Linked DNA regions of Homo sapiens: regions 1 and 2 are each linked to region 3. Evidence: read pairs that join two places in POLR2A ChIA-PET (ENCODE). Cell type or tissue: IMR-90. All regions are shown on one strand.

Evidence for each region. ChIA-PET counts read pairs that join two places held together with the same protein. Peaks named below come from ENCODE experiments on the same cell type or tissue, not always from the same donor. Only the 100,000 strongest peaks of a DNase experiment are listed, where the experiment ranks them.
Region 1: POLR2A ChIA-PET joins it to region 3 with 7 read pairs; 2 of 35 experiments call an interaction of 5 or more read pairs at or near these places.
Region 2: POLR2A ChIA-PET joins it to region 3 with 5 read pairs; 2 of 35 experiments call an interaction of 5 or more read pairs at or near these places.

The regions. Positions count from the first base shown.
Region 1 is chr6:13,885,662-13,888,161 of GRCh38, reverse strand. No RefSeq gene overlaps it. Among named protein-coding and RNA genes, the nearest start is that of RNF182, 38 kb to the left of the region's middle. In IMR-90, no CTCF peak of the experiment used is centred here; no DNase peak of the experiment used is centred here.
Region 2 is chr6:14,089,960-14,092,459 of GRCh38, reverse strand. No RefSeq gene overlaps it. Among named protein-coding and RNA genes, the nearest start is that of CD83, 27 kb to the left of the region's middle. In IMR-90, no CTCF peak of the experiment used is centred here; no DNase peak of the experiment used is centred here; H3K27me3 peaks cover 393 bases.
Region 3 is chr6:14,034,075-14,036,574 of GRCh38, reverse strand. No RefSeq gene overlaps it. Among named protein-coding and RNA genes, the nearest start is that of CD83, 82 kb to the left of the region's middle. RefSeq lists an enhancer at 460-1,659. In IMR-90, no CTCF peak of the experiment used is centred here; a DNase peak (open chromatin) is centred at 954; H3K27ac peaks cover 1,573 bases.

The DNA.
Region 1 (2,500 bases), 150 kb after region 3:
TCTGAAGAAGATGTCCATGAATATACATTTCCACACCCCTTGCAATTTGAGCCATAACTAGGAGGTAGAAATTAACAGGACTTAGTGGTTGGATGGCCATTTGTGATGAAACAAAGAGAAGAGTTATCTGAAAAACTGGGTGGACGGGGGTGCCATTCCCAGAGAAAAGGGCAACTCAAAGGGTCATCATTACCACATTAGCTGTCCTCACCACGTTTAAACTTTGCCTGTCCTTATATGTGTTTGCAAATCTGTCATCCCACTGAGATACAAGCACATTGAGGACAGGGAAATAATTTCCATTTCTGTTAACTGGGCACAGCATCTCCTACTGCTTGATATGTGCTACTAGAAGAAACACAGACACTGAGGTCAAGCAGACCTGGGTTCAAATTCCAATAACACAAGCCACTAACCAAGTGACTTTGGAGCAAGTGATTTTCTTTTCTTTTTTCTTATCTTTTTCTTTCTTTCTCTCTTTCTTTTTCTTTCTTTTGTTTTTTTCTTTTTTTTTTTTTTGGCTAAAGATTGGGTCTCACCCTATCTCTAGTGGCATGATCAAAGCTCACTGCAGCCTCGACCTCCTGGGCTCAAGCAATCCTCCCGCCTCAGCCTCCTGGGACTACAGGTGTGCACCACCACGCCTAGGTATGTTTTTGTAGAGACGTGATCTTGCTGCGTTGCCCAGACTGATCTCAAACTCCTGGCCTCAAATGATCCTCCTGCCTCAGCCTTCCAAAGTGCTGGGGTTATAGGCATGAGCCACTGTGCCTGGCCTAAGTGATTTACTTTCTCTGAGCCTCAGTTTCCTCAAACATGAAACAGACAGAACAACGTCTACTTTACTAGGTAGCTGTGGGGATTCCGTGAAATCATGTATAGATATACCTAGCATATTTATTCATTCATTCACCTTTAAGCACCTATTATGTGCCAGGTACTGTCCTAGGCTTGAGGATTTAGGAAGTACATTCCAATAGGGGAAGAGGACAATAAACTATAAAGCTATAAACAAGATAACTTCAGACAATGATTTGTAAGTATTATAAAGGCAATAAAACAGGCTGAAATAATAGAAAGTGGGAGTGAGAAGAGGAAATACTTCTTTAGATAAGAATGCCTGTAATTCTAGCTCTTTGGGAGGCCAAGGTGGGCGGATCACTTGAGGTTAGGAGTTTGAGAACAGCCTGACCAACATGGTGAAACCCCATCTCTACTAAAAATACAAAAATTAGCCGGGAGTGGTGGCATGCACCTGTAATCCCAGCTACCGGGGAGGCTGAGAATCACTTGAACCTGGGAGGTGGAGGTTGCAGTGGGCCAAGATAGCACCACAGCCTGGATGACAGAGCAAGACTCCATCTCAAAAAAAAAAAAAAAATAAAAGACTATCGTGGAACAGTTCTCTGATGAGAGCACATTCTAGCTGACACTAACTGCTGAGGAGGAGACAGGAAATTGACATGTGGAGAAAGAGCATCCCAGGTAGCAAAAACAGCAGGTGCAAAGGCCTTGAAGTTTGTACTCACTAATTTCTAGTCCCCTTCTTTCTTTCCCTTATTGAAATGAATAAAATCATTCAAATTGCGACAAAATCAATCTCAAGATTACCACTCTGTAGCAATAGGCCCTTAATCCTCAACAGGCCCTTAATCCTCAGCTATTTACATGTTGTGGTAGTGATTCCCAGACTTGCCTCGACCCTACTTCCTGAAGATTCTAATTTGGTATGAGACAGGCCTAGGCTTACACCTTTTTTAGTAAGCTTTCCAGCTTATTCTAAAGTTTGAGAGCCATTGTGTTAGAGAAAGGACTGTGGGTCCCAATTTAAAAATGTACCAGGCCAGGTATGGTAGCTCACACCTGTAAGTAATGCCAACATTTTGGGAGGCCAAGGCAGGAGGATCACTTGAGCCCAGGAGTTCAAGACAAGCCTGGGCAACATAGCAAGACCCCATTTCTACAAAAACAAATTTAAAAAAATTTTACTAAAAAAATTTGTTTTTTAATTTAAAAAAATAGCTGGGCATTGTGGTATACACTTATAATCCCAGCTACTCAGGAGGCTGAAGTGGGAGGATGGCATGAGCCCAGGAGTTCAAGGCTGCAGTGAGCCAAGATTGTGCCACTGCACTCAGCCTAGGCAACAGAGTGAGATTCTGTCTCTGAAATTTTTCAAAATATATTATATTTCTTATAAAAATGCCCTTCTTGGAGCTCGAAATTTGATTCTTTGTTTGTTTTACAGCTCAACTGGCTATATTCAGAGTTAGATGAGACCTTGCTGAATTAGGAAACAAGTTAGCTTAGCTCCAAGATAGGGGAAGAAATGTGGCCATGTTTTTGGCACCTTTTAATTGCAAATAAATGCTAACATTTTGGAGAAAATCCAAAGAGCAATTAAGAGGAGAAAAGAACTAGCAAAATTATAAAACTAGTAAGTATTGTTTCCAAAAGCTGAACATACTCTTCTGCATAAGGATGGGGGAAAAAATGACGT
Region 2 (2,500 bases), 56 kb before region 3:
GTTCCTCTTTTTATAAAACAAGTCAGGAAGGTTTGTTTTATATTAAAGCATTCAATGAAAGGGTGTTTTTTTTTTTTTAAATACAAATCTACTTTTCATATACTGGAACTTTCCAGATGACTGGTCAGATTACTACAATCGCATGTTATATTGATCTGGAGTTCAAAAAAACACCAAAAGAACAATGGGATAAGCCTGCTTTCCTTCCAAGTATGGGCATAGCTATCAAAGCACCACAACTGATTTTGCAATATTCCAGAAATTATACGTCAAAGTGAATCTTGTTCCTTCAAATCAGCCACCTTATTCATTTATTCCAAAGAATTGCCAGTGGTCAAAACTGTGCTGAAAATCTTTTTATGATTTCCTTCAAAGCCATTTAAAAAAATATATTATTAAAGGCAGCAACTCTTTGTCCTTTGGGAATGAATACGATTTTGGAAACAGAAAAAGTCATTTGGGAACAAATTTAGTGAAAAGAGCAATCAAACTGGGTGATATAAGGAAGAAATTCAGATTTGTCCATCATCTCACAGCCCAGAGATAACCACCATGAATATCTTGGCATATTTTATGCTAGTAAGTCTCTATGTATATATTTTAACATAAATAGGATGATGTCACGTGTGCAGATTTGCATCTCCCCTTTTTCTCCCCAGTCAATATTCCCATTATTCCTATTTTACAAGGATCAGACAAGCTAAGTAACAAGCAAACAGTCATACTTCAGAAAGTGTTCTAACTTCCAACTTCTTTCAAAATGCATTGAGGCTGAAAAAAGGAGAACAGTTATACCAAAAAAAAAAAAAAGCCTGATTTTCTATTCCCTATTCCTTGGTGATAATAGCAAGAATAGTACTTAGTTATAACACCACAATGCATGACACATGAGAGAGAAACCAAGAGTGAGAGAAAAGAAAATTATGTGGTTCCAACAGAAAATAAAGAGAATGAGATGCCTTGCCCAAGTCAATCATTTATGTAGACAACGTGTGTGTGCGCCTGCATGTGTGTGTGTGTGAACACACCTTTTATTACAAGTCACAAAAGTTTATTACCCAGTCAATGCTCGGCTATGGAGTAACATCTCTTGAAATTGAAGAAGCACTACTTAAGGCAGGACCAGAGATGATGGAATGGGTGTTTGACATGTATCAGATCTTTTCAGAAACTGAGAGGGGTCGTACTGTTTATACATGCTTTCTAGGCACACAGAAACCTAAGTCTGTTTCCCAAACTCCAAGGCTGCACAGTCAGTGAGTTCAGCGTAGCCTCTCACCACTGTGTTGGACCTCTGTGGATCCAGTTTTGGGAGCGGGGTGGGTGTGGATTTTGTCTCAAACTCTCTCTATCTGGAATGTGTTCTGTAGTCTTAAAAACAAGAGCTGAATATGCTCAATCTCCACTTTGCCCCCCAAACTGAGGCCATCTCCCCAACACCCAACAGAAGATCCTGTTAGAAATTCTCGATTTGGTCCCACACAAGTTACTGCAATCTTCCTACTAGGGTTGAGATGCCAGAAGATCCCTGTTAGGGACTGAAAGTTTGTGTCTCTCCCCTTGCCACCAAATTCATGTATCAATATGTATTAGGAGGTGGGGCCTTTGGGAAGCGATTAGGTCATGAAGGGGAAGCCCTCATGAATGAGATCAATACCCTTCTAAAAGAGGCCAGAGAGCACACTCTTGCTGCTTCTACCATGTGAGGACATAGTGAGAGGATGCCATCTATAAACCTGGAAGAAGGTCCTCACCGGGTACTGAATTTGCCAGCACCTTGATCTTGGACTTCCCAGCCTCCAGAACTGTGAGCAACGATGTCATTTATAAGCCACCCAGTCTCTAGTATTTCTGTTATAGCAGCTCGAACTAAAACTATCCCTATTTTGCCCTTTTCTGCTTAAAACTTGCTTTTTTTGTAGAGCCAGTTTAGCCTAGAGGAGAAAGTTTCAGCTTTTGAATCCTACAAATTCTCCTTTTTCCACTTCTTCACTAAGTCAAGGTTGGAGAGTGACTTCATCTGCCTCAAAATGAACTTTCTCACCTGCGATAAATATGAAGGTATCAGGACATAAAATTATCTCATAAACCACACATTTGGGAACACTCCATAAAGCCAAATCACCCCAGTTGAACCCAGAAACAGTTCCACGGATTGAGAGAAGAGACTGATAAGAATCAAGAGAGTTAATCATTGCAATATGGTTCCAGAAAAAGCGCTGCCTCCTGCTCCTCTCCACCCCATCTTGGGCCAAGCCAACTGAGAAAAGGATGACTGATAGGAACCCCAATAGCTTTAAAGACCCAAGAACATGTGTGAAACCTTCGAAGACCATAAGACCTCAAAGTCCCTTGAGCCCAGCATGGTGGGAAGCAATAGAGCAGAAATTGCTAGGTGGCATAGCAAGGCAGAAAGGGACTGGGCCAACACAGCCAGATATTGTCCCTGCTCCCCAGAAGGGCAAAGGAGTGACGAAGAGAGCCAGATCCACAGGGCCTC
Region 3 (2,500 bases):
CCCCACCCTTCACTCCGCTGATGATACATCACGTAAAAACCCTTCAGTGGGGACAAAATTAACTTCCCTCCCTTAGAGAAGAGAAAAATCGTCAAGTATTGTAACTTCAGTCTTCTGTTTACATACACAATGGTTCTGATTCCTCGCTTTTGTCTCTGGTCATCTTAACCTTGAGTCCCCACTGCTTACATGCTGACCCTTGAGCAGGGAGGGAAAGATATGCCAAGCTGTCCCCGTGATGATGGTGACAGGGGAGAATATTTAAGGTACAACAGAAGTCGCTCCCTCCAAAAGAGAAGTACTGAGATGAGGGTTGGTTTCAGGGTATGCCCCATGAGGGGTCGTCATTATACTTCCAATTCTGAAAAAAAATCCTGTCTGGAAGCACACAGATTTTTTGAACTCTGTTTTTCTTGACTGTGGTCTAGTATTTACAAATTCCTTCGAAGCATGTACTTGTCAGCCAGTGCATACTTCAAGAATTAGCTTTAGAAATATGTCTGTGTGCATATACACATTAAAATATGTGCATTCTGTTTTCAAAGTAGTACAATGAGAGGCTGATGAGCTTAGCTAGAGAAGTTGTACGATGTCCTGTCTGTCCTCTCATGAGCCCATGACCCAGCAGGCAAGTTTTAATACAGAAAATCAGCAGAAGAGAGGTCTTACTGTCATAGAAGAATACCTTGATCTACTGCTGTATTAGTATGTTAGGATAAATAACTGCAACAACAACCCCCAAATCTCAGTGGCTTGGTACAATATAGGCCTATTCCTTACTCAAATCACATGGAAAGCAGTTTGGTAGCTCACTTCCAGGAGGTGACTCAGGAATCTAAGTTCCTTCCATCTTATGCTGCCACCATCTTAAACACGTGGACTTCCACGTTGTCACAGAAGGGGAAGAAGGAGCATGTCGGGTTTTTATGCCAGGCCCAGAAGCAGCTTGAATCTCTCCCAGCCACATTCCACTGGCGAAAACCCAGTCATCTGGCCCCAGCCTAAGTAGAATGGAATTTGGGAAATGCAATCTCCCAGGGTGCCTGGAAGAGAAAACAGGATTGATATTTAGCCAACCCCTGCCATAGGTGATTTTTCTTCAGTCTATTACGTTTTTAAACTTTGAGTGTGCTAAATAAATAAGCAAAGGTAACAAAGAAAAAGCTAAATAAGAGCTTTGTACGTCTGATAAAATTAGACCTCTGATCGGACCCAATTTCCCCAAGTGGCAGACCAAATGGAGCTACACCAGGGTAGAACATCCAATATACAGACCTCAAAGGTACTTTTTATTCCAACGTGTATAGACACCACACCTTGCAGGAGCTGTCTTACCCAAAGGGCATCCCAAGACAGGGAGTGCCGTTGCAACACTACGACGATCCGGCCTCGAGGTGGGTGTATCCATTGGGCCCTAGCTGAGGAAGGAGGGACAAGCCACTCCTGAGAATTATTCTACAACTGTGCTATTCCCTAGTGAAATGAGGACAAGCGAGGGACAGAGGGCTATCCAGTGAAGTGGGGGGTCCAGGACCATTCTTAGCAGGGTGGGGGACCCCAACAGGAACCAGATCATACTGTGCACCTCCACACACACCATGTGCCCGTGCTGTGTTCCCTACCCCAAGGAATGCCACCACCATCCACCCATTTCCCCAAGCCAGGCTCCTCTCACTCCTACCTCCTACTACACAACATTGCCACTCTGTTGACCTCACCTCCTGGCTCTCTCTCCAAGGCATCCCACTTTCTTAATCTCACTGCCTCATGACCGCTCCCTGGTCTTCTGCCGCAGCCTCATACCTGGCCTCCCTGCCTCGAGAGAGGCACCAACGCTTCAGGGGGCAGAGTACTTGTTCTAAAACATAAAGCTGCTCATGTCATCCCTGTTTAAAACCCCTAATATAGCTGAAGTTCCCATTGCCTTTAGAACAAAACTCAGAATCCCTGGCATGACCATCAAAACCCCACATAACTGGTTTCTTGCTTGTTCACCCAGCCTCGGCTTTCTCCATTGCCCCTTCTCCCGAACGCCCCCATGCATGCTACAACCAGCTAAGCGTTACCGCTTGCAGTTCCCAATATGGGCTCCTGCCCCTTCCTCTGCCTCAAACTCTCACCCTCTCACCTTCTCCCTCCTCGCCAGATGACTTCCCACTTGTCTCCAACAGGACAACGAACAAAATATTCCTCTGTTCCGACTCCAGAAGGAATGATTGGAACATGGTACCATTCGTATTGAAGAGGGAATCTGACTAGACGTAGCGTCATAGCCCCAGGTCACTGTTTGGCAGAGATTTGGGTCAAAGTATTGTTATCAGAAGAAATCTGCCTTCCTTCACGCAGACTAGATTGGGAGTTCAGCCAGAGAAGCACTCTCCAGGGTGGACTCCAAGTCTTCTTATATGCACTTGAAAAGCACCCATGGCCCCACATTGCAGGTGAAGAGGAACCTCCCTGAAATGGAGGTGCCCACAGGCACCTTGCTGTTGTTCCTCTC